Regions from separate parts of the Mus musculus genome. Here regions 2, 3, 4 and 5 are each linked to region 1. The links are chromatin loops, found by intact Hi-C in ENCODE. Cell type or tissue: heart. All regions are shown on one strand. Region 1 holds the start of Gm32865 (predicted gene, 32865). Region 2 has its middle 42 kb from the start of Gm32461. Region 3 holds the start of Gm38477 (a long non-coding RNA gene). Region 4 has its middle 220 kb from the start of Gm32357. Region 5 has its middle 4.4 kb from the start of Adamts1.

Region 1 (5,000 bases):
CGGCTGAGATCCTAGAACCCACACACCTGGATCAGCTTTGATCCTTGAAATCAGGCTCAGTGCTCACCAGTGACTGGGCACCCAGAGGGCAGAAGGAGACCCTGGCAGGCCGTTCTGCAACATGGTAGGATAGGCTGTGGTATAATTCCATGTGGGGTTTCTGTGGAACCATGGGAACTGTAGTTCAGATCCCGACATCTACAGACCCAGGGGTTCCCTGCTTCTCTGCATTTTAACCCCAGCTGTATGGGGGACAGAGACTGGAGAATGGCTGGGGCTTATTGGTTTTCAGCCTACCTGAGAAAATGTCAGAGAAACCTTGTCTCAAAGGAAAGGGTGGATAGTAAAATGGAGTTCACCGATGCTACCTTCTGGCTTTCATATACAGCCCTGAATCTAACTGTCTGTCTGTCTGTCTCTCTCTCACACACCTACTAAATACTTAAATTAGAGTAAATCCAGGCAAAATATAAACTCCTACATTTTTTATACGTCCAAGGTCTCAGTTGACACATGAGCCCTGTTCTGTTGTGTAGCTCCGGATGAAAATCTTCAGAGCCTGGGATTGGATGTGAACCTGAAAGTCAGTAACAGCTAGGCCTCTATTGTCCCAAGGAGCGGGTGTTTATGTGGGAGTACCTACTTCCCCGTGAGGCGATGTGGATCAAAATTGTCCTTTGACGGATGAAGAGGGTAGACTCAGGCCTTCCACACAGTGTCACAGTGTGCTGTTAGCAAAGTCTGTGTTTGCTGCCTGTATTTCATACGAATTCTAATACTGTTGTCAATTCTTGGTAGTTAGAATGACTCCTAGACTTTACCCGATGAACTGAGTGTTTTGTTTGTTTTGATGAAGTAGCATTGAAACTCCACATAGAAACTAGAAAACTAAGAGAAAAACAGATTATTTTTTGACAGATGAGAACTTTGAGCCCCACAATCAACTAAGAGATGAGATTTTTAAAAAAAAAATCTTGTCTTTTTTTTTTTCATTTAACTAAAATATAATTCCTAGGAAAGGCTAATTGTCTCTCTCTTGGCAGTTGTGACTCCCTTTCAGTTCTTCATCAAGAGGTGAGGCCCCATGAGATTGCCACATCTATATTGGCATGCCAGCTGATGATGGGATTATCCAGGTCTTGTTGAGACAGCCATGTTGAGATTTCAAGGGCGCAGCTTCCTTGGCACCTGAGTAAATGACTCTTAAATACAGTATAAAACTCTGTGCTATTCTGTCTTGTTCTGCAAGTGCAAAACAACACATGTTTCTCTAAGACTTAACTAAATTTAAAGACTGATTTGCATAGAGCTTACATAGTACAGGCAGTTGATCAGCACAGAGTGCTACAGTGCTGTCCACCCCACACGCTGGCATGGCTACATTACAGACACCGAGTCCCAGCAACCCTCACAGCTAACTCCATGAGACAAGTGCTGTTCTGTGCTCATATTATACATGGATAAGCCAAGGCTTAGAGAGGTTCAGTAAATTACTTAGGGTCACACAACTAGTGTGTAGCAATAATGGGATTTCTTTGATACTCTTAATGTCTGGCTTTATGAAATCTATACACACTGCCTTTCAGTAAAAAAAATACAAGCATGCAAAGGTAGTTGATCTCTAGGAAGGCTACCTAGCCAGTGCATAAAAGATACTGGTAACTGATGGTCTGAAGGCAGAAACCCGGAGAACTTTTACTGAGTAGTTTCGGAGCTACTTAAACAAGGAAGGCTATTTCAGTTCGGTGTGCTGTGTGTGCATATCCTGACTCGCCCTTTCCTTAGGGAAAACAAGGAGCAAAATATACATAGAAATGAGCCTTTTGTTGCTTCGCCAAATTTGGCAAGGTTGGTGATCATGGCCTCCAAATAGAAGAGGAGAACTTCCCTGCCAGTAAATGAGCGCGCCTTTCAAAGTCAGATGAAAGGGTCCTCTGTGCGTACCTGACAGCCTGTTTCAGTAGGGAAGGGAGCTCTGTGAGAAAAAGAAACGCGACGTGTTAACGGAGTCAGATCTAACCATAGCCCGACCCTGTGTTTGAAAGTCTTAAAATAATCAATGAAATAAAGCGCCCTGAGTCAGAGGATATGACATCCTCATTTGCATGATTCAGAATGGCAGTGACGTCACAGGCAGCCAGTCCGCGGGGAGGAGTTCCTGAACATGGAAACGCTGAACAATTAACGGCCACAGGAGTTGGCACCAAATGAATTAATTGTCTTAGATAACTGAAGCCTGTCCCATTGGCCCCGCACAGGAAGCTGGTGGCTATCAGAACTTCACAGTAGGTTATTCCTGCTACCGCCCTCCTGTATTCTCTGGAGTGTGGGGCTGGCAGCAGGAAGTTCTGTGAGGTAAACGGAAATGCTGAATTTCTTTTAAAAAGAAACCATAACACTTTTATTTATCTATAGAGATTTTCATATGTGCATACAATGTATTTTGATCATATCCGCCCTTCCATTCATCCCCCGCAACTACTTCGATTCAAAACACCGCCCCCCCCCACACTCTAACCCCTTCCCAACTTCATGTCCACTATTTTTGAAGTATTCCACTGATCCAATTTGTGCTGCCCTCACATGCATGGATGTTGGGCTATTGACTGGAGTGTAGTCAACCTACCATGGGCCCCATCCCTGAAGAAAACAGACTTTAAGTTTCCTAGCAACTGTCAAGAGCGCCTCAGCTGGCTGTAGGAATTCACAAAGCTCTCCCATACTCCATGGTATGGTGGACAGTGAATCTGGTTGATCTTCAGGTCTTATGTGGGCAACCACAGCTGTGTGACTTCATGAGTACCATGGCCCTTTCAAAGACACTGCTTTTCAGTCCCTCTGGATTTCTAGCTTTTAGATCTTTCAGTTTCCTCTCCTGTCATGTTCCCTGAGCCTGTTTGGAGGCTATGATACAGATGTTCTGTTTATGACTGAGTTACTCCCTAGATACCTATTCTCTGAGCTTCAACCCGTTGTGAGCTCCTGTGTCAATTCAAGAAGCGTCCTTAATGAGATCTGAGAGCTGCACTCATCTGTGGGCAGCAGCTGCTTATTTCAGGGACAGTGTCCAGTCCTTAGAAAACTGCATCTGTCTTTTGAAGTTCTCACATAATTATCATATTGACCACAGTGAACTTTATAACTTGATTACAGAAGTCAGAGGATAAAGGCCTATACAGAACCCATGAACTTCATTGAGTGCGGAGGCTGATTATCTACCCTAGGAAGATGATCCAGTGGGAAGAGAGGCCCCTTGGTATTGCAAACTTTATGTGTCCCAGTACAGGGGAATGCCAGGGCCAAGAAGTGGGAGGAGGTGGGTAGGGGAGCAGGGCTGGGTGAGGTATAGGGAACTTTCGGGATAGCATTTGAAATGTATATAAAGAAAATATCTAATAAAAAATATTCTTTGCAAAAATTGATAAGTATTTAAGTATTTGAGGAGATGAATATGTTAATTAGTTCAATTTAATCATCCTTGATTCTATCGGTATATCAAAACATCACAGTGTACCCCATAAATGTGTGCTATCACAAAAAAAAGGGAGACATTTGAACTCTAAAAGTTATAGATCTGGTCCTGGCAATTACAGTCTAGAGACGATAAACAGCCTTTCATAATATATTTTAATCACATAGAATCTTGAAAACTAGGCTCAGCTAATGAAGTGACAACATTTTCACTGCTGAATATAAAATGCTCCAACATCCCATCAGTATTTTAAAAATTAAAACATTTTTTCATACATTTTATTTTAATCACATTCTTCCCCCACCCCCTACACAACTTCTTCCAGATCCTTCCTACCTCTCTACCCTCAAGGTATATTAGTTATACTCCAGGACACGCCCCGTGCCCAGGGACAGGCCAATACAAAATGAATTACATGTTTTTCTGGTCTGGTTTTGGTATTTTCTTTTTGTCTTACTGAATTAGTCTTTTTTAATACACAGGAATGTGCCCTGCTACCTGTGTAGACTCAGCCTTTGTCAGCCTACTGATACAGCAGCTCTCTTGATCAGACTCTACCTCATAAAACCTTAATGTGATTTAGAGAATAAACAGACCAAGGGAAGAGCTCTCTGTGCTTTGAATGTAAGCCTTTCTGTTGTAGTAGGATTTAAAAATCTCATCTGTGGATTGTCATTTGTAAGGGGTGTTCTTCAAAGATGAAGTATTCTTGAGCATCCTGGCTCCTGAGTGGATCTTTTTTGATGGTTGAAAGGGGTACTCCTAACCTGTAAAGAAACCCATCTGAAACCTGCCAGCACACAGACTCATACAAACTTCTCAAGCCACTAGGAGCAAAACTCCTCACACAGCGATGCCACTCTCCATAGCCCCATCTAATGTGTAAATACGTCATATTTGGGAATAGGTGATACCGTTGCCAAAATGCAGTGGATTACTAAACATGGGTCAAAGTGGCAGTCGTGCCAGGAGCCAGATGAATAGGAAGAAATGAGTACTCTGATTACATTTCCTTTTGTGGTGTTCTGACGATTGAAATCAAGTATCTTTATCAAGAGAAAACCTGTGAGGGCTACATCCACAGCCCACCCAGTTCCCCTGCGAGCTCCACTGCTCCTTCCTCTCCCGATTCATCGAGTAGACATCTGTTGCCAAAACATCACGTATTCTGGCTCACTGTTAACTACTGCCATTGGGAAAGCCCAAATGCACAGCGGATACTAGAAGAGTCAGAAGTAGGTATTCTGACATTTTCTAAATATAACTTTCTTCCTTGTAAGCCAGTGCTACAAGAACAAATTTGTTTAATTTCCATTGTGTTGTGAGGACAGTAGAAAGGTGTTGGTAACTCTGACATAACGGAGAATGAAAACATGCTCTGTTTTGGTTTTGGCCAGCACCAAAACAGCTTTCCACGGAACATAGCCCATCTTGGAGAGTTTGAAAAAAAAATATCATTTGTTGTTATTGGGAAAGGTTACCTAATGCACTTCTGCTTAAAAGAAGTTACTTTACTGAAGCTTAGGAT
Region 2 (5,000 bases), 360 kb after region 1:
AGCCTCCCAATCACAAAGACATTTTCCCCACTCTTGCACTCAGCCATTTACTACCCTTCCATTATCTGGCATACAAGCTCTTCAAATTGTCAATGTAATCCTGTCGTGCACCAGGCCTCTTCAGTGATTGTGACTCACAAGAAAATAGAAATAGAGAAACCTAGACAGTCTGTAGGTCACAGCCTGGATCATCATGCTTGGAACACCACGTTAGATAGGGTGGCAACAAAAATAAAAATGCATGATTCAGTCCTTTAAATACCTACTGTCTTTCACTTTCTGCTTAGTGCCATATTTGCTCACTATTATAAACTCTACAGAGTTCTGTGATGGGCTGCATCTAGTTCTCATGAGTGATCGAAGTGATGGAGACAATGATAGGCCTAGGATAAAGGATACTGAGACCTGAGCTGGTTGTAGATGAAGCTGTTGCTATCTCAGCTTTGCTGACTTAACAATCACTTGAGTTTTCTGACCTGTAATTAAAACATTATTCATGTTTTAATCTGTGCTCTCATGTCCTATGCAACAACCTGCTTTAGAAGGAGTAGTGAAAAGGTTCAGACCCAGTTCTTGGCCTGAAGAGCTAGTTTTGAATCTCTGCCGTTATTCCTTAGCTTCATGACCATCTCCTTACATTCACACTGGAGTTCCATGCTCCACTTTATTGCTGTTTAGATTTAGCCACATCGTATTTAAATCCAAAGGTCTAATGTAAATGTCATAAATTTGTTCTGGAGCATTTCATCACACCTACAGATCAACAGATATCTGAGCAGTGTTTTCTCTTCAGACTCAGGCTACCTACAGCCTTTCTCTAGCAGGTCACTGGCCAAGGCTTTTTTGCCTGCACCTGGGTACTGAGAACCTTTCTCTTATAATTCCACACCTTTGCCCTGTAGCTTAGCACTAATGCCAGCAGACAGCGATGAACCAAGAGCCCCAGGCTATGTGAAATGAGGACTACTCTGGATTAAATTGTTGTGCTCAAAAAATAAAGAATGAGTCAGAGCATGCCTAATTCCACAGGAAGGAGATTCGTCGCAGCAGAAAACATGTGGAGCTCATTTGGTCAGAAAGGAAATATTAACATCGAGAATTCCACATTGACTCCAACTCCTTCACATTTGTTGGATCCCTGACAGAGCCTTGTTGTGTTTCAGCATAAACATGGTAGGGACATTACAATAGGATGTTATGAAAATGTGAATCAAGAATGACTATCGTTACAGCAAACGCTTGTGCTTTATACATTGTTCCGAACTCCATCCTCGTAAGGAGCCTGTACTGATACAGGGCTCAGGGATTTTGAGAGATTTGAAACAAGAAGTGATTTTTACATAATGTTCTCTCATGTTCCATTCTGGCTGAATTCTGTAACATTCCTTTAAAAATAATGTACACTTGGAGTGAAGCAGACAAATACATTTCCTTCAATAATGTGGAAGTCAGCTGTAGTTGTTTTACATGAATAATTGATTTTTTTTTAGTGTCCTATTTACTGCTAACAATCTTTTTGTTATTCAGATATTGAAATTGCCTCAAAGCATTCATTTTAGGGAAGATTCTGCAATCACTTTGTACCCTTCCCTTTCCTACATTGCTGCCCTTTCTTGTGTGAAACTGATTTCTGTATCTGTAGACTTGCTCCCAAGCTCTCCATTGTCCCATCTCTTTCTCCATAGCCTTAGAGACAATGTAACCTTGTTTATCCACACCCTTTAGTCTTGTGTGTGTGTGTGTCTGTGTGTGTGTGTGTGCATATGCACGCATGTATCAATGATTTCCTGTGATGTTTGTATAGAAGGTCTTTACAAACAATTTGAAAGAGTACAAGAAGTCAAGGCATAAGAATGACTCTGATCGGGATCGTTGAATGCTAATCTACTTTATTTAGGAAGGAATACTTAAAGAGGTTGTATAATCTGCTAATTTTTTCAGAGTTATCAGCTCATCTGAAGCACCTAGCATTGTAAAAGATGAAAAACAGCACAGTTGACATCACTTGAGCTACTTTAATATCCTTTGACACTGATTTCATGTTAATTGAACATTTTACAAATACTTTTAAATGAACTATTTTATAAAGAAGAAATCAAAACATCCTAAGGGTTTATGAATTGATTGATGGGTAAAGATGATGTAGTACACAAAATAGTATGTAGCTGTAAAAACAAGCAGCTATATGTGACAAAATGGTTTGAATTAATGATTATGTTAACAACAATAATAACAACAACAGCAATAACATTACAAGTAGTTCATGATCTTAATTACATCTACAATCTGACACAGTTGCCTCCATAGCATTTGAGAGTAGAAAGGTGTTGCTGGAGACCTGGGCAAGTGTGGACTGGAAAGAGGTCAGGAGTTAGTGGGTCATCAGAATTTATTTATTTCTGATTGTATCTGTAGATTTGCTCCCGAACTATAAACACACTCACCCCTTAAACACTAAAGTCTGGACTCACTGTTTTGTTTGAAATTTCTGAAGTGTAAAATATAAAGATCTTAGAAAAGTATACTCCAATGGAATGATCTAATGACATATATGAGTTATATACATTTCATAGCTATCTATACATACTACACGCACATGTACTTATAAAAATGATTTTTAAAATCTTGTCATCCAAAATAATTAGTTGCATACCAACAAATTTCACAGCTGAAATCTGTTTCACTGTTCCCCAAATTCTCATTGTTTTAAAATTTCAGTTTTTCATGTTTATCAGGAACTCTATGGCAGCCCAGGCATGGTCCTAGCCCATGCTATTTCTTAAAGACTCCAGTGTCAGGTGAACTCTCCTGTTTGGTCAGAGCTGAAGATAAAGAATGCTGCGGTCATGAAATTCTTCAGAGCTGCACAGGAAGTCTATTCTATTTCTTTCATTTTAACTGGTAATCAGTAATTTTTTTTTCATTGTACTATTTCTCGTACTGTAGTTGAAAGAGCCTATAGGCAAATTTTAGGAATTCAAATATAGGGAATACAAGTAAAGTTAGCAAATATATTTTATGTCAGTTGTATATGAAGGACCATCAACATTCAAAGTTATGACTCATTCTAGGCAAATGGTGAAAATATTTAATCAATAACAAATTGGTTCGGGCTTAATGATTTTACAGATTAAAACATCACTGATCATATAAAATAGCAATTAGCATCTAGACAGAAGATGAAAATAATTTAAAATTATTAAAATGGAAGTTACTTGTTATAGGAATCGATTAGAATAAAGGAGTGAGGGTCCTTTGGAAATCAGCAGATAAAAAAGTTATCACCCACCTATAGACAAAACAACCAGAACAGGTGTTCTAGACACAGAGTTATAGTAGACTCATGGCTGGAAATTTCAGAGGTGAGCCTTAAGATGCAATTGGAGCTATGGAGTAAAACTACAATAGCATGAAGTAGAGGGGGCAGAGAGGCATGGTTTATCCCTTTTGTTGCCTGCCACAAATTGGTTCAAGTTAATCATTTAGGCCTCCACCTGTAATGGCAAGAGTTTGAGAAGATGTAACTTTATATAAAATGCAAACCCACAGAAGAACAAATACAGGTCTTAAGGATCTGAGGGGATCAAGTACACTCCCTCAACCCCTAATCATACCCACCAAAACTTCACAAGGTGGCTTTAGATAAATCATCGAATTACACTCACTCTGCCTTCTTACAGAGAAATAAAAATATCACATGCAATCTCTGGCTCAAGAATTTTAAGGAAAACATATGAAGTGGTATGAAAGGCAATCTATATGGTAAATCCAAGTATAAATACACATATTTACTACATTGCATGAAGTGGTAGGAAATGCCATCTACATAGTAAGTTCAAATATAAATATACATGTTTGCTACATTGCATGTACTAAAACCACAGTCGTTCTTTGTTTGGTAAACTTGTTTACACATAAATTTATATTTGTAAGTGGCATACATTTTTGAATAGTTATATTTAAAAACAAGCATAAGGTTAAATAAAATTGACAAGATATTCTCATTTGCTTACTAATACAAACCTGGGCCTAACATGAGGTTGAAACTCTTTTATATAAATCAGGCCTTCCTGACTAGTAGAATAAAAACCTTAATCATAAAGCTTATCAAATTGTCATCAATGGAAGAGTAAGTTTTTTTTCCTGACCTTTCTCTCTCAATTTGTTTTTATGTGTGGATATATAAATTGTAAGTATAAAATTCTCATCTCCCCCAAGTAAGCCCTTTGTTAGTGATAGGCTGTTTTTCAGTCACTCCATCCCCTGAACCACATGCAACCACTGATCCACTTCCTGTCTCTGTGGAATTCCTTATCTATGTGATATAAGTAAACTGTGTTGTATTAGTCAGGATTCTCTAGAGTTACAGAATTTATGGATAATCTCTATATAGTAAGGGAATTTGTTGATGACTTACAGTCTATAGTCCAACTCCCCAACAACGGACAGCAGCATCTGTGAATGGAAGTGCAAGGATCTAGCAGTTGCTCAGTCCTACAAGGCAAGCAGGCAAAGAAGAGTCTTCCTTCTTCCAATGTCCTTACATAGATCTCCAGCAGAAGGTGTGGCCCAGATTAAAGGTGTGTGCCAACCATGCTTTGTCCCATATGACCTTGAACTCAGAGATCTCCCTGTCTTAGTCTCCTGGGATTCTAAGCCACTATGCCTCAAGTTCTCCATGCTAAGAAAACACACACAGACACACACAGACACACACAGACACACACAGACACATAGACACAGATTAAGAAAACACACACACACACACACAGACACACACACACACAGACACAGACACACACACACACACACACACACACACACATATATATCCACATTTCCTGAATTACTTCCTTCATTTAACATAACATTTTCCAGGTTCAACCACATGATGTCATGAATCAGTCCATTAGTTCTTTTTATTGCTGAATAGTATTTCGTCACATGTGCACGTGTAGTTTTGTCTATTCATTCACTAGTTGATGAACATCTGTGATAAT
Region 3 (5,000 bases), 78 kb after region 1:
ATATATCAAAAGATGGCCTAATCGGCCATCACTGGAAAGAGAGGCCCATTGGACTTGCAAACTTTATATGCCCCAGTACAGGGGAACACCAGGGCCAAAAAGGGGGAGTGGGTGGGCAGGGGAGTGGGGGTGGGTGGATATGGGGGACTTTTGGTATAGCATTCGAAATGTAAATGAGCTAAATACCTAATAAAAATGGAAAAAAAAACAGGCTCTGGGTGCTGTATACAGATAATAATAATAACTGTGAAAGGGGAGGTGATGGATTCCAAAGGGAATGGTGGTAGTGGTGGTGGGTGGGGGTAATGGGAAGAGTGTGATGGGAGAAGGGGAAGCAGAAATGGTATAGATACAGTACCCATGTGTGAAGTTATAAACAAATAAGAATAAAAATGTTTCTGTGAAAGGTACGTTTTCCAAACACAGTAGGAAAATGTTGGAATTATTTTATACCTTTCAAATCTTAGCAGTGTCTAACTTAATGAAAAATAAGTTCTCTTGTCTATTTTTTGTGGATTTATTACAATATGTTGTTTGGTTCAAACATGAAAGGTAATTCTGGTTTTATGAAGTTGCTTAAATGGAAAAATGTGGAAATCATAGAGACATTCTGAAAAGGTCCTAGAGACTCCTAGGATCTTTGTTTGCAGAATAAATATTTAGTGAAAGAACTTAGAATGGAAAATATACTATATATTTATATCTATATATTTCCATCTCTATCTATCTATCTATATATTTCCATCTATCTATCTATCTATCTATCTATCTATCTATCTATCTATCTATCTATCTATCTATCTATCTATCTATGATTGAAATGGGCTAGTCACTGAATTTTTTTTTAAAAAAATTCCTTTACTTTATTAATTTGTTGTTGTACACAAAGCCACTAAGATTTTTTGGGTCAGTGTCCTGGATCACCTTGCCACCATGTCCAAAATGAAACAAATGACAGACTTCAGTGATGGGAAAAATTTCCAAAGGATCTGGTCAAATGTTTCAGCAGAATTTATAAATCCATATGCAGTGCCATTTACCTAGCTTTAGTCAAATGACATTTCCTCCACATTTAAAAACAAAAAACCAAAATCCCAAGACTTTTGTATACGTGGCTCTCCCTCAAAACTGGCTCTTACTCCCTGGTGACCTCAAAACTGGCTCTTACTCCCTGGTGACCTGGGCAAGAATTTCTCAGAAATCAGAAGCTGGGTGGGGAGTGGCACTTCCTAAGGCTTGGAATAGAAAAGAAGCCTTGACTTCTAACAGATTCATTTAAAAAGGAATGAATTGAAGTTGTTCTTGCCAAAAGGTGCACAAAGTTCATTAGAATTTCTTAATTAAGAAACACAAGTGGTGAAGGGGGTGAATGTTAGGCCTGGTTTTAAAGCTTTGAGTCACACACACGACTCTAGTGAGAATTTGAGATGCAGTAAAGCCCTCCCTGATGCTTACATGATGTAGAGGTAAGTGATTTTTAAAATGCCAGCATGTGATAATTTAATTATGAGTATATAGAATGTTTTTGAAAAGAAGAACGTTGACAAGGGAAGACAATCACACGGTGCCTTCTCCAAGTTCTGCTACCATTACCAACTGGTCTTTTTTTGCATTTATCTTTTAACATTGCTAATAAAAAGGCAGTTTACAAGAATTCACAATTTTTTTTAACTTGGATACATGCTATTTTTCATTGTAGTGAACTATAGAAACAGATTTTATTTTTAATTTAACAAAGATACAGTATCATTTTTGAGAAGGAGCTTATCCTGTGCATATAAACAATGACTTTAAAGATTGTTACAAGTGACTTGTATGGGACAAAGGGGAACAGATGTCCAGGATCCTTAGATCCTCCAAGGAAACTATGTCCCCATTTCCTTCCTACTCCCATTCTGAGGGATGTGAAGTGGTCTGTGCTGTTCCCCTGGGAGAATAATTCTGTCATTTCCATTAGGAAGATGATTTATTGAGGATACTTCCTTTATTTTCAGAATTGGATCCAAAAAAAAAAAAAAAAAAAAGAAAAAGCATGGCAACGTGATTGCGTGCTTCCTTTGCAAAACCCTTCTGTGTTAATGTAGCAATTTATCTTTAAACGGAGTCACAGACACTTCCCGATCCCTGCTGTAACCTTATCTGGTACCACACAGCAGTAACTACTGAGCACTGGTGGTCTGCCGGGGTTTGAGAAAGAGGCGCAGGGAATACAGCTCCCCAGTTTCTTAGTAGACATTATTTAGCCTGTAATAGATCCACCCTAGGGCCATCTCTGAGTAGCCGGATGCTGAGGTTTGATACTGCAGATCCAGTCTTTAAAAGTGAATTTGACTGCAGCTGGAAAATAATTTTTTTAAGAAGGCATATGGCAAAGCGTTTTGTTTCCACGTACCAGAAATTTTGCAAACCTCCTTTAGTCCTCATTGAACTTCAGGGAGCTTTTAACAGTTCAGTGTGTCTTTTAAACACCACGTGCCTGCATCCCGACAGGGGGCAGTTTCCTCAAACCTACAGCAGGCCATCGCACGGCCCTTTATTCAGAGGTTATTCACACCTTGTCCTTAAGAAAAGTAGATTTGTAGTCAGCATCCTGATTACGGAGCGGCTTGGGTTGTGCTAAAACATGGACACTTCCTTCAAAAAGCAAAAGTGTGGTGTTGGAGGAAGGAGCACCACTGAGCGGAAAGGGGTTCGGGTTCTGGTCTTGGACTCGTCCCAAAGCGGCCACGTGATGTTAAGCTACTACTAGCTCAGAGGTGAATTTCCAGTAAGGCATTATAGACAGCACGCTCTAAAGATTTTAGACATAGTAAACATTCCATAGACCGCCTCTGTTACCCGGATGAAAACGTTGTATGACAGATCCGAAGTTAAAGTAGCTATGGTTTGGTGTTGGCACACCATGAGGAGTTTAACTGATGCATGTACGCTGCAGGTTCTCACCACTCCATGAGAGATGGGATGAACACCGTTTCATTTTAGGAAATTTCAGCCACTGCATGGCCTTTAGCACTGAAAACGACTGAATTCTCAACCCACGTTGGCTTCTTTTCAGCTATCTGACTTCAAGTAAGTTACTTCAGTCCTCTGGTCCTCAATTTTCTCATTTGCGAAATTAAGAAGATCAACGTTTCCTCTAACGTGGACTCATGATTGAGTTTGGGGAAAGAGTAAAGTTAAAACAGCGGTCTGGGTTTGCCCTGCCTCCTCTCTGTCGCTTTCCACCGAATTAGTCACATGGATTGGTTGAGGACCTCCAATCTGGCAAAGTGTTGTCTGTGGTAGGGAACTGTAGTACAGTTAGTGCCCGGTCAGCCTGTCACTGACCAGTAGGAATAAATATCAGCTGTACCCACGCCAGATTCTGGAGGGGTATAGAGAGTTTGGGCATCAAGTCTGTGGGTGTTCATTTGTAGATTCAGAACTATGGCAATGTTTTCATAATGACTTGGCTCTAGGTACCTGTATAAGCTCATTACTGAGCCTTCTCAAGTGGTCTCTCAAAGTACCATAGGGAAATAATAGCTGGGACAATCCTTGGAACATTATCGCGTCTGGTTCATAGAGTTTTGGAGGATCAAGTCCAGTGTGTTGTGCATGTTAGGCAAGCAGCACTCTACCAATTAGTCCGCACCCTACATCAAGAAATGCTGGCTGGCTTGCTTGCCTCCTTTCTTTCTTTCTTTCTTTCTTTCTTTCTTTCTTTCTTTCTTTCTTTCTTTCTTTCTTTCTTTCTTTCTTTCTTTCTTTCTTTCTTTCTCTCTCTCTCTCTCTCTCTCTCTCTCTCTCTTTCTTTCTTCTCTCTCTCTCTCTCTCTCTCTTTCTTTCTCTCTCTCCCTAATGCTGCCCTCCTCCTAGTCCTCCCCTCACAGAGTCCTTCCCCCACACTGCCTTTGCCTCTGAGAGGGTGCAGCCCTTCTGGGTATCACCCTACTGGTGCATCAAGCCTCTGCAACAGTAGGTTCATCCTTTCCCACTGAGGCAGGACAAGGAACCCTCTGTTACATATGTACTTGGGGCCCCAGTCCAGCCTGTGAATGCTCTTTGATTGGTGGCTCAGTCTCTGAGAGCCCCCAGGGCTCAGGTTAGTTGACACTGTTGTCTTCCTGTGGGGTTTTCATTCCTTTCAGGGCCTACAACCCTTCCCCCAGCTCATCCCAACTCTTCCATAAGGGCCCAGGACCTATATTCAATGTTTGGCTGTACGTCTCTGCATCTGTTTCAGTAAGCTGCTGGGTAAAGCCTCTCAGAGTATAGCCATGCTAGGCTCCTGTCTGTAAGTATAATAGAGTATCATTAATAGTGTCGTGGATTGGTGCTTGCTGCTCAAGGGATGGGCAGAAGTGACTTTCAAAAAATGAAGGAAAGAAACAGGAAGTAAAAGAAGGAGGAGGAGGAGAAGAAGAGAAGAAGGAGAAGGAGGAGGAAGAGAAGGAAGAAGAAGAAGAAGAAGAAGAAGAAGAAGAAGAAGAAGAAGAAGAAGAAGAAGAAGAAGAAGAAGAAGAAGAAGAAGAAGAAGAAGGGGCTTTCCTTCCATCCCTTCTTTTCTTCCTCTATTCCTTCTTTTCTTCAGACAGTCCTCAATAAGTGATGCTTAAAACATAGCTTCTTCAACATATCTTGGGAAGGGGATTTTATTATGGAACATACAGTAAAGCAAAATACATCTTGAAAAATATTGAGCTGCATGGTCTGAAGTTCTCACCAACTCTAAAATTCTAGAAGTAGTTAAATACTCTCAATTTTCTTGTTTGCAATATTTTCCAACTTCGTTCTAGTAAAAATCAGACTCACTGGTTTCTTTCAAGTGTCAAAACTTGGAAATTGTCATTAAAGGTTTCATTTTAAAGTAAAGGATATTAAATTGACAATGAATTTAAAAAGAAACCATAATTCAATGTGTTTTGTAGGAGTTCAAAGATTCTTTTAAATAATATGTGTATAACTTTATTTTTATTGTGTTCTGGTTGGGTTCAAGCATTTTTCCTTCTTCTTCTCTT
Region 4 (5,000 bases), 670 kb after region 1:
TGAAGGAGAAAAAAATCATCTAACGCATGCTCATTTACTCAAGTCATTTCTCCTTTCCCCGTATCCTCCCCTCTCTGCCGTGGGTTTCTTCCTCTGTCTGTCAAGAAGTTGCATGCCTCTCTGCACTGAAAACAGTAGTTGCATGAATGTATTTCCCTTCTCCTGCGAAGGCTATCTGGAATCAACTGGAAAGTGAATAGATTGAAAAATGTGTCATAGAACACGAATTCATTTCGCTGCACTGGAAATCTCACAGGAGAGTGCACATCAGTGCTGCAGTGGTGTGCAGTGCTGCAGTGGTGTGCAAGGGTATTGTGTTCCCTTTGTCACACCCTGGAAGGAAATGGGCAGTGCAAGCAGCTTTTGATGGCTAATAAATCATTAGTTGAGGGATGAATGGACACAGAATCCAGGCAGCAGTTTTTAAATGGTTCTTTTTTAGGAGCATACAGGGGACAGTTAAGAGTCTGTGACAAAATCTGTCTGGGAATCCTGAAATTCTGCAAGCTTCTGCTCTGACATAGTGAAATCTCACGAAAAAGAAGAATATAACTACTTTTACTCCTGATGGGTCTAATGTTCAAGCACATGGAGGGATACTAGGGCAAGGCATCTTCCAGCATGTATTCTTCCCCAGAGCTTGACTCAGTGATCATTATGTGATGATACTTTAGAAAGAGTGTCTAATGTCCTTCATGCCAAAACAAAAACAAAAAAAACAACCCCCCCAAAAAAAACAGTTTCTAAAAACACTCACCCTCCCTTGGTATTGCCTTCTTTTCATAATGACTTTTTATTTTTTCAGAGTATTTCCTATTATTTATTCACTTCTTTTGAAGTTATTTTGCTAAATACATTCTCCCTTCCCCTCTGACTTTGTTTTCCATCTATGGCATCACAGCACTAAAATACAAGAGTGGCCTCTCCTCAACCTGGTAGTCTTAAAACTGCTTCAAGATCAATAGATGCTGTTGAATGGTTCTTCCTTATGGATGTCACTGGGTTATTTCTTTATTTGCTCGCTCACTTTCTTCCTTCCTTTCTTCCTTCCTTCCTTCCTTCCTTCCTCCCTCCCTCTCTCTCTCTCCTTCCCTCCTTCCTTCCTTCCTTCCTTCCTTCCTTCCTTCCTTCCTTCCTTTCTCTCTTTCTGTCTTTCCTCTCTCCCTCCCTCCCTCCCTCCCTCCCTCCCTCCCTCCCCCTTTCTCTCTCTCTCTCTTTCTTTCTTTCTTTCTTTCTTTCTTTCTTTCTTTCTTTCTTTCTTTCTTTCTTTCTTTCTTTCTTTCTTTCTTCCTGCTCTACAATATGTCATGGGTTCATTCTTGATCTGTCAAAGCGTTGACTAGTCCTACACTCATCTCTTTGTCTAGTCTTATACTCATCCCAACAGGCACACACAGAGACATGCACTACATCTGTTTTCAAGAGTTTATGTATGCTCCTTGGCATTCGATCTCAAAGAATTCTGGATTTATGTTTCTAACAACCTATGTGATATTTCAGTAAAATTCTCTCTATTATCTTGAGTTTAATAAAATAAAATTAGACAACTTTTACTTTAGCTTCAAATAACTCTCCTTTACAGACTTAACCATTTCTGATGATTATCACCACTCTTATTTTCACATTTTGTTGACTTCTCTTCTACCAATTACATGCCTGTAGTCCATATTTTAAAGTTATGTCTTTTTGTAATGTGCCCGGGAAACACAGTTAAACATTGAGTCTCAAATTATAATTAATATGCTATTTGTGTTATTGTTATTTCATTGATATAACTAAATAATTCCTTACTACCTAAAATGAAGACAAGATGAGCTTTTTCTGAAATGCTTCTGTTCTCACATTTAACGTTCTCTCAATTTCAGGCCATGCTTACTGGGCATTTGGATTCACTTTAAGTATCCCAATATGTTCTTTCTTACACACATACTAAGCTTATCTTTAGAGAGAAAGCTAATAAGAAATATGCTGCAATTCCCTCTATGAGAAAGGTCACGATGAACACTTAGAGCCAGAAGGAAGCATGAAGCATCACAGGTAATTGATTTAATTTTAGCTGAATGAAACTATAAATAACTTTTGAATTTTGTTCTAATTTGGGAAAGGAAATGAGCTAGACTACAAAGATAAAGATGAATTCACGAAAATTCAGGAAATGACACAGAGCTAAGCTTCCATTCTTATTGTTGTTTGGAACAGTGTGTCCTTTCCTACTTGAGTCTGTATCATTTTCCAAGGAGTAAAAGGAATTGACAATGGAGCATAGTCTATATGAAGAATTTCATGAACATCTGTTCACTCTCGGTTCTAAATCAGGTTTTAAATGTGAGTTATTATTGTCAAATTATTCCATTACAATTAGAAGCACTATCTGCTCATTCTAGCTGTGCCAAGTACCTTTTGTGAGGTCTCACTTGCAGACTACTTTAAAAACTACGTACCCACCTGGAACTTGATTGCCTTGTGCTTAGAAAGTCCTTAGGGATGCATAGCTCTAATTACTTAGATTATTATTTATAATTAGCAAGGGTATGCATTCCTTTCTAATTATTTCTCTCAATAGAACAATTATGCTTTAAATGCAGATGCTTAACTTTTAATATTTATTATTGTAACTGTACAGCTGAAAATATTTCTATGAAATAACTTTACCATATGGAAGAATCTTTTCTGTATCACATTCTTTAATTCAACATGATCTAATTTTCAAGAATAACAATCTGGTCCTTAAAATAGCATGGTGCCAGAGAGACAATTTTGCAGGAATTAACTCAAAAAATAACCTCTGTGTCTTTTCTTCCTGGCCTTCCTTTTGAACCTTGTCCTGTCCTGAATTTTTCCTGTAGGAAATTATAAAAATAACTCTGATCCTAATGAGAACACAAGTATCCAGAGCAGTTTTCAGAAATTATCAGCCCCTGAGTCATACTTATGTGACAGAGCTCTATTGTGTGTGCCATCTCACATTCTGCAAGTGTTTGACCAGTTTCCAAGAAAGGCCAAATCAAAGGAAAATTTTAAACTGGAGGCAGCCTTTGCTTTCTTAAAGAAGATGGCATGGTAGCTGGTAGTATGTGCATCATATATTATACAGTTGCTTGTTAATAACTATAAATAATGCTAAACATTCACAATAATGAATTCAGAAAGGTGAGATTATGATAAAGTGTAGTCGTGAGACAGTTTCACACTGTAAAGCAAACAAGAGAAGTTAAGTTTTCTGTTGATTCCATGTTATATCTAAAGTCTTAAATGTATTTCCATTTAAAAGGAAATGAAAAACTCTTGAGAAGTATCTTTTATTATTATATTTTGCGTGTATGTTTTAGTAAATGTGATACGGAAATAAGTCCACAATGCAGAAAATAACAATTCTATTTTACATTTATGATGGAGAAATGAGGGAGAACTATAAAGTGTTTATAAGGACATAATCTATAACCATATAACTATAATTGTAGATTGGATTGGTAACACATGCTTTAATCTCAGCAGTTAGGAAGCAGATGGAAGAGAATGTGCAACTTCAAGGCCATCTCCATATAAGTAGCTCGTTCCAGGACAACCAGTGCTACAAAAAGACACTGTCTCAAAATAATTTAAAAGAGAAGAAGGAATAAAAAGAGAAAAAGAAAAGGAGAAAGGAACAGTAAAATATATGGAAAAGAAAGAAGCAAAGAAAAATAGAAAGAAACTTTATACAAGGACAATTGCTATAATAATAGTCTAGATTATTGGTGCAACTTCAAAATATATGAATTCCAAAATGGCAAAATCACTGCAATAGGGCTGGTTGTCATCTACCTTTGTAAAGTTACTTTAATGTGGGAATTTTAATGAGTGAATTTAAATAGTGCTTTGCTTTTTAATGTTTTTGTAAATTTTACTTATGTTTTGATATTTTTTTAAGATTGAGACATATTACTGTTTATTATGTGTCTGCCTCTCTGTGGGCACCTGCTCCTGAGTTCTTATACTCACAGAGGACAGATGGCCAGGTACTCCCTGGTGTTGAAGTTATAGCAGTTGTGAGCTGTCTGATGTGGGCACTGTAGTTGGAACTTATGTTTTCTCCAAAAGCAATAGCTGATGAGCCTTCTCTACATTTCTCTTATCCGTATTTCTTACCATGGACTGGCATTTATTGTAGAAATCAATTTTAACTATATACACAGATTTAGGATAAAGGATAAGGAAGGTATATTGCTTATTCATTTATACACAAAGTGTCAACATACTATCATCATGTCTGTCCTCAGTTCTACCTTGATAAACTCTTTAATGGATTTTGATGTTCAATATTCTTTTAAAGCAGTGCCTTGGAGCTCACCCCACTCTATATATGGTCTACTCTCTGAACTACTCTTTAACACCTATGTAAAATGTGACACTCGGTGCAGATTTCTATTTTTACCACTGATGTGCTGGCATGTAACTCATAGGATATTGTTGAGATTTAATCTGATGGCCAGGAAGTGGGAGTGGGTGGGTTGGTGAGCAGGGGGGGGGGGAGAGGGGAGAGGAGTTTTTCAGAGGGGAAACTAGGAAAGGGAATAATATTTGAAATGTAAATAAAGAAAATATCTAATAAAAAACAAAAACAAAAAAGGGATAATCAAGGAAATTGAGATCACTAATATTGGACTCTCGATAAAACAAAATAGGAGTTGTATAATCTGCTTGTTGACTTGGTTTGTCAAGGGACATGGGCTGATCATGCGTGTGATGATTGCACTTTTTATTACACTAGTGTGGGGCTGTTTTGCTTTACCCCTTGGTCTTGTTGAAGTTGAGTCCCCTTCACTTCTGTTGGCACATTATAGAAAAATTTTATATGTTTTTTTAGACCACAAACATAATAGTAGGTGAGTTTGCATTCCTTTCTTTGTGCTTTAATTCTGTAAATCTTGACCTCTGCTTCACAAAGAGGAATGGCTTCTATGTCATCTCTCTGTCTGGTTTTGCCTGCTTACCATGGTCTCATGTCCCATCTATGAATC
Region 5 (5,000 bases), 1.3 Mb after region 1:
CAAACGGTAGGATTCTTCTCAACAGCCTTTATTGCAGGAACGCCTCGATGCTGCTACAGGGACCTTGGGCATCCTGGCAGGTCTGCTTATACACTCTCAGCCCCCATCCACTCACAGCAGGCCACACCACCTCACCAGGCACGCAGCTTCAGCCAATCAGGGCGGCAGGGGCATGTCTCCACCAAATATGGACTTGTTTACACCGCCAGCATCATGGTGCACCTGTGCAGCTCTCACGATGGTCGTGGCTATTTTCAGGTGTATGAGGAAGTCAGGTGCAAGTCATAAGACTTAGCTGCAGTCCCGGGCGCCATCTTGGGACTGCTGCCACACCCGCTCCTCACAAAAAAATCTTACTGACAAATGCCCAACAGTGGATAGATGGAACTCCAGAGTCCACCTCCAGTAGAAAGAAAGACTAGGTTACTAACCTACAGTTAAATTTTCTGATCCAGAATTGTTCCTGTTTAAAAAAAAAAAAAACTGCAGAAACAAAAATGGACAAGAGACTGAAGGAAAGGCCATTCAATGACCAGCCCAACTTGGGATCCATCTCAAGGGAAGGCTCCAAGGCCTGACACTGTTAGTGATGCTATGATGTACTTACAGACAGGAGCCTAGCATGGCTGTCCTCTGAGAGGCCCTACCAGCACACATTAACGTCACCTACCTATTTACAATTGTATACCCTTTTTAAAAGTAGTTTTCATTGTAAGTGTGTACATATGTTTATGTGAATGTAGTGTGCATGCACGTGTGTGTGAGTGTGTGTGTGTGTGTGTGTGTGTTTGCATATATGTGTGCCTTGTTGCTTGTTGCTATGTGCTTGATGGAGACCATGGGATGATGTTAGGCTTCCCAAATTCCTTCCTCACATTATCCTCTTGAGAAAGTGTTTCTTCACTAAATCTGGAGATGGGAAGTGACCAGCAAGCCCCAGCATCCCTTCACTCTCTACCTCCAAAGGCTGAGGTTACGGCTATTTGACTACGTGCAGTTTTCTCCATGAGCTCTGAATTATCTCCATTCTTCTGATCTTTTCAGGCTAAATGTGTGACGTGAAAATAAAGCTAAATGCTTGATACAACAAAATGCATAGGCTGAGACATCACACTGCATCCTCAAAACACGCACAATCATTATGTGTCAAGTAGATGCAATATTTAAAAAATGGGCTTTTTTCTCTGGGCACTATTCCTTGAGATGGTATATGGCATCAAGAGAAATGCTTAGTCAGAATGAAGTCACTACAGTCTGAGGACTCCCAACTGTGTTCTTAGCTCCTTCTTTACTGCATTCAATATCTAATGTTTCCCACATTAGCAGCCTCTCCTGTTGATTACCTTCAATCTGTTACCTTCAGTCTTTGCAAGGTTTGCCATCGTCGATTTTTTCATACAAGGAGTCTGGGGCCCAGTGACAGTCCTAGATCTCTTAAGGTCATAAAGTAAGGAGGTGACAAATTCAGAACATCAGAATTCAAACTCAGATTTATCTCAATCTCCAATCCGGTCGGCAACAAGGGCAGAGAACAGACTCATCCCTATACGTGGACATGGCTCTGTTAATCTTTCCAGACGTGAGCATATGCATCCCCTGATCTGTGTATGTTTGGAAAATGCTGTGGGAGGGGAAGACTGGGAAACAGCATAGGACTTTGCAGACAGCTGAGTGTCAGGGACTCAGAGAAGTCTCCATTTCTCAGCCCTGATGCATTGTCATGGGCCATCTCAGTTCTAAATTTAACTACCAGTTGTCAGTAGGAAGGAGTACTGGCAAATCACAAGTCGTCGTCCGGTACAGGGCCTTACAGGTTTACAGTAAAGTCAGGAGCAAATCTCACTCCCAACACTTTTGGAAACCTGGCTCTCATCTTCTGGCTGTAATAGAAGCTGGGGGATACCTCCGATCTCTGCCTACTCATCAACAAACTGCATGCTTGTTGGTGGTAGTTCAAACGTCCTTCTTCAAAGTCGTGCGTGCCTCCTGATGACTAAGATAATATGCTTTTAACTCCAGTATTCATTAAACTCATGAAATTGTGCTACTATACTTTACCTTAAGCAATAACACATCTTCAAAATATGGCTTTTAAATCACATTGTATTGGGAAGTCACTTACATTTGGGATGATCACACACTGAAGAAGAAAAAAAAAAACTGTCTGGCTAAATCTATTTTAAAATTTGTCTTTTGTTGCCCCCTGGTGGTTGAACATTTTCCTCACCCTGCCCCGCCCCCACTCCACTACCAAACTTTTTTTTTTCCCTCATCCTTTTTAACTTTTTGTTGTGGCCAAGGGAAATACCTTAAACCTGGAAAAGCAATTAAAGCCAGTTCCAAGTGTCAAGTAGCAATTCACACACACGCACACACACACACACACACACACACACACACACACACCAAAACAAAAACCATGCATAGCAAATGAATCAATGATGCTGTAATTCTCTCAATAGATTGCACGTCTGTGATTTCTTTCTCCATTTGAGTTGCACTGAGCTCTCAACTGTGACAAATAAAAGCAGCCAAAGATAATTCTCGTTTTTAAAATATCCTAATAGTATTTGGATTAAGCTAACAAAATCACATGCTTAAAAATTAGCTGCGGGCTTGAAAATGTGTAAATACAAGTAATATTGAAATATTTAAAAATTGGTTTACAGATTCCTTAAAATGGTAAGAGAAATCTGTTACATATCGTTGGAAAGACATAAAACTTTTGCAAATTCCTAGTTTAACTGGAAAAGAAAACCAAATACCATTTGTTGTAGACTATCGCCACCTTGTGGGCTAAGCAAGAGGTACTGAAGCTGGTGACCCTTTTAAGGTGGAATTTTTTTTCTAATATAAAATTCCTTTTTCTAATAAAATAAAATTAATAATTGTAAAAAGAACATAAGTCACAAGTCTGATAATATATTTACTTACCAAAGATTTATATTAAAATACCAAGAGATATTTTATTAAAAATTATGACTGTGGTAGTTTATTTCTGAGATCCCCAGTTTCATACTGAATCATCTTGAACAAGTTAATGAGCCACTTTAAGGCTCCCCTCTGCTATATTTTTCAGGAAAATAAATTAGAAAGATTATACTTCTCTCAGATCTTCCAGTGTACAAATTTGGGGTTGGTAGATACCCTATGTCCAAATGGAATTAATAATTTTTCAGACTTTGATGTTTATTAAACTCACAACCTGCTTAAAATGGATGTTTTCTTTCTGAAATCTCCATTTAGATAAAAAATATTCATTGCTCCAGCGTTGACATTTGTTCCTATGTACTCCAAAGGGAGACTAACGCCAGACGGCTTTTGCATTTCTAATTGGCAGAGCATGTAGTAGGAGTTACAAATCAAAAGCCTTCCATGCTTATGAAATGTGCTCATTAGCTGTTACTGTAGGTGATATTTACACTCAAAGAATCCTAATAGCGCCTCCATATTACCAGACTTCCTCACCTCCATGGCTGCCTGGAGAGTGCTCTCTTTGATAAAGACTTCACGAGAATTATTCTGTGTCTTTAACCTGTGGATCCTTGAGACACGCAAACATGGAAGAAACTCATTGACGTTCACAGTTGATACCCACTTCTTTTACTTCAAACTCTACTTTTTTTTTTTCCCTCCCTTGGGGACTCAGTGTGTAAAAAAAAAAAAAAAAAAAAAAAAAAAAAAACAAGTCTTCTTTTATAAGCTTGAATTTTGTATTTTGAGATGAATGAGTTCAGGTCATCTCAGTAAGTTCCCAAATAAATAACTTCTTGAAGTCTTCCTCTTAAGACGCGTTAAGCTGGTGTTTCTGCAAGCTCATCTATGAAGAAATACACTCTATAGGAAGAAAACCAGAAGTACAAGGGACAGATGTTAGCAGAGCATAGGGATTTCGAGTTGCCGACACAAATCCAGGAGCAAGGGTTTTATAAGTGTAACACTATGCAAGTTACTACAACAACCCAGTGTTTCACCATTGTCTCTCTGGTCAGTAAATGGAACCCCTAAGATCTTGCTTTTTCATTCAGATATTTTCTTTCAATTTACATTTTGCTTATACAGATGGGTATGTGTTATAGGCTTGTGTGCCAAACACACAATGCTGATCTTAATTGTTTTAAAAGTGGATTAGAGACTCTTCTGAATGTGCACTATTTTTTTTTCAGTTTAGTAATTGGCAACTCCAATACTCATGTCTCTGTTGAAGCGATTAAAAAAGAATCATTTCCCAGAACTACAGGTGCACAACAGATTGGAGCCATTATGCAAAAGAACAGAAATCTGGAGAGAAACCCAGAGAATATAAAAGCCATGTTCCTGGCAACCCTTTCCCCTTTAACTCAGTGCCTTTTTTTTTCCAGCTCTATTTGGATACAGAACATGAAATATGAAAAAATTATAATGGATTTGAAGTAACCCATTTGAGATTCGAAATGTACTCCCAAATGAAAATCTCTTTCAATAAGAGCACACGAGAGGCAGAAATGGGCTCACAGCCAAGCTTGCAACTTTAAAAGGTAAAGTCGCCTGCCATGGGAGAGTGGAGAGACTGAAATATACTACACTTTGATTTGAAAATTACATATGTTTCTGGTGGTCCTGCAACTCTTCCTTCCTGCCTCAATTGAAGGAGATCACACATACATTATGGATCTAGTAAGACTTTCATCCCTTGTCCACCTCAAGCATCTTTCATCTCCCTTGCCCACCGGCTTTTATGTTCTACATTCTAAGCAAGGAAGTAAAGGCACGGGTGAATCTGCCCTTGTTTGTATTTGTTCTCACAAGTATCTAACCTTGCTGGTTAGCAAGTGAGAGAGAACAGAGGGGAAAGGAAGCCACACAAACAGGAAAGATTAAAAAAAAAAAAAAAAGTCAGGCAGCATAACAGAAAATGGAAATGCTTCTCAAATAAAGTGGGTCGACCGACCAGGAATGTGGGCTTCGGGAAAGCCCACTTGTGAATCAGGTTCTTAAACAAAAAAGAAAGAGGCCGGACA

The links. A loop is a pair of places that touch in the nucleus more often than their neighbours do. Peaks named below come from ENCODE experiments on the same cell type or tissue, not always from the same donor. Only the 100,000 strongest peaks of a DNase experiment are listed, where the experiment ranks them.
Region 2: it touches region 1 in a loop (2.4-fold over the local background); 3 of 42 quality-filtered maps call a loop at or near these places.
Region 3: a loop joins it to region 1, with 14 times the contacts of the local background. A loop is called at or near these places in 3 of 42 quality-filtered maps.
Region 4: a loop joins it to region 1, with 3 times the contacts of the local background. A loop is called at or near these places in 2 of 42 quality-filtered maps.
Region 5: it touches region 1 in a loop (2.8-fold over the local background); 5 of 42 quality-filtered maps call a loop at or near these places.

Annotation. Positions count from the first base shown.
Region 1 is chr16:87,125,579-87,130,578 of GRCm38, reverse strand. It overlaps Gm32865 (predicted gene, 32865), which reads left to right and starts at 2,140. Exons shown (of 2, transcript NR_153792.1): 1 at 2,140-2,355. In heart, no CTCF peak of the experiment used is centred here; a DNase peak (open chromatin) is centred at 2,188.
Region 2 is chr16:86,762,277-86,767,276 of GRCm38, reverse strand. No RefSeq gene overlaps it. Among named protein-coding and RNA genes, the nearest start is that of Gm32461, 42 kb to the left of the region's middle. In heart, no CTCF peak of the experiment used is centred here; no DNase peak of the experiment used is centred here.
Region 3 is chr16:87,047,121-87,052,120 of GRCm38, reverse strand. It overlaps Gm38477 (a long non-coding RNA gene), which reads left to right and starts at 2,838. Exons shown (of 5, transcript XR_876202.2): 1 at 2,838-3,069. In heart, a CTCF peak has its summit at 2,463; no DNase peak of the experiment used is centred here.
Region 4 is chr16:86,452,163-86,457,162 of GRCm38, reverse strand. No RefSeq gene overlaps it. Among named protein-coding and RNA genes, the nearest start is that of Gm32357, 220 kb to the right of the region's middle. In heart, no CTCF peak of the experiment used is centred here; no DNase peak of the experiment used is centred here.
Region 5 is chr16:85,805,038-85,810,037 of GRCm38, reverse strand. No RefSeq gene overlaps it. Among named protein-coding and RNA genes, the nearest start is that of Adamts1, 4.4 kb to the right of the region's middle. In heart, CTCF peaks have their summits at 2,189 (motif pointing left) and 2,794 (motif pointing left); a DNase peak (open chromatin) is centred at 2,217; H3K27ac peaks cover 683 bases.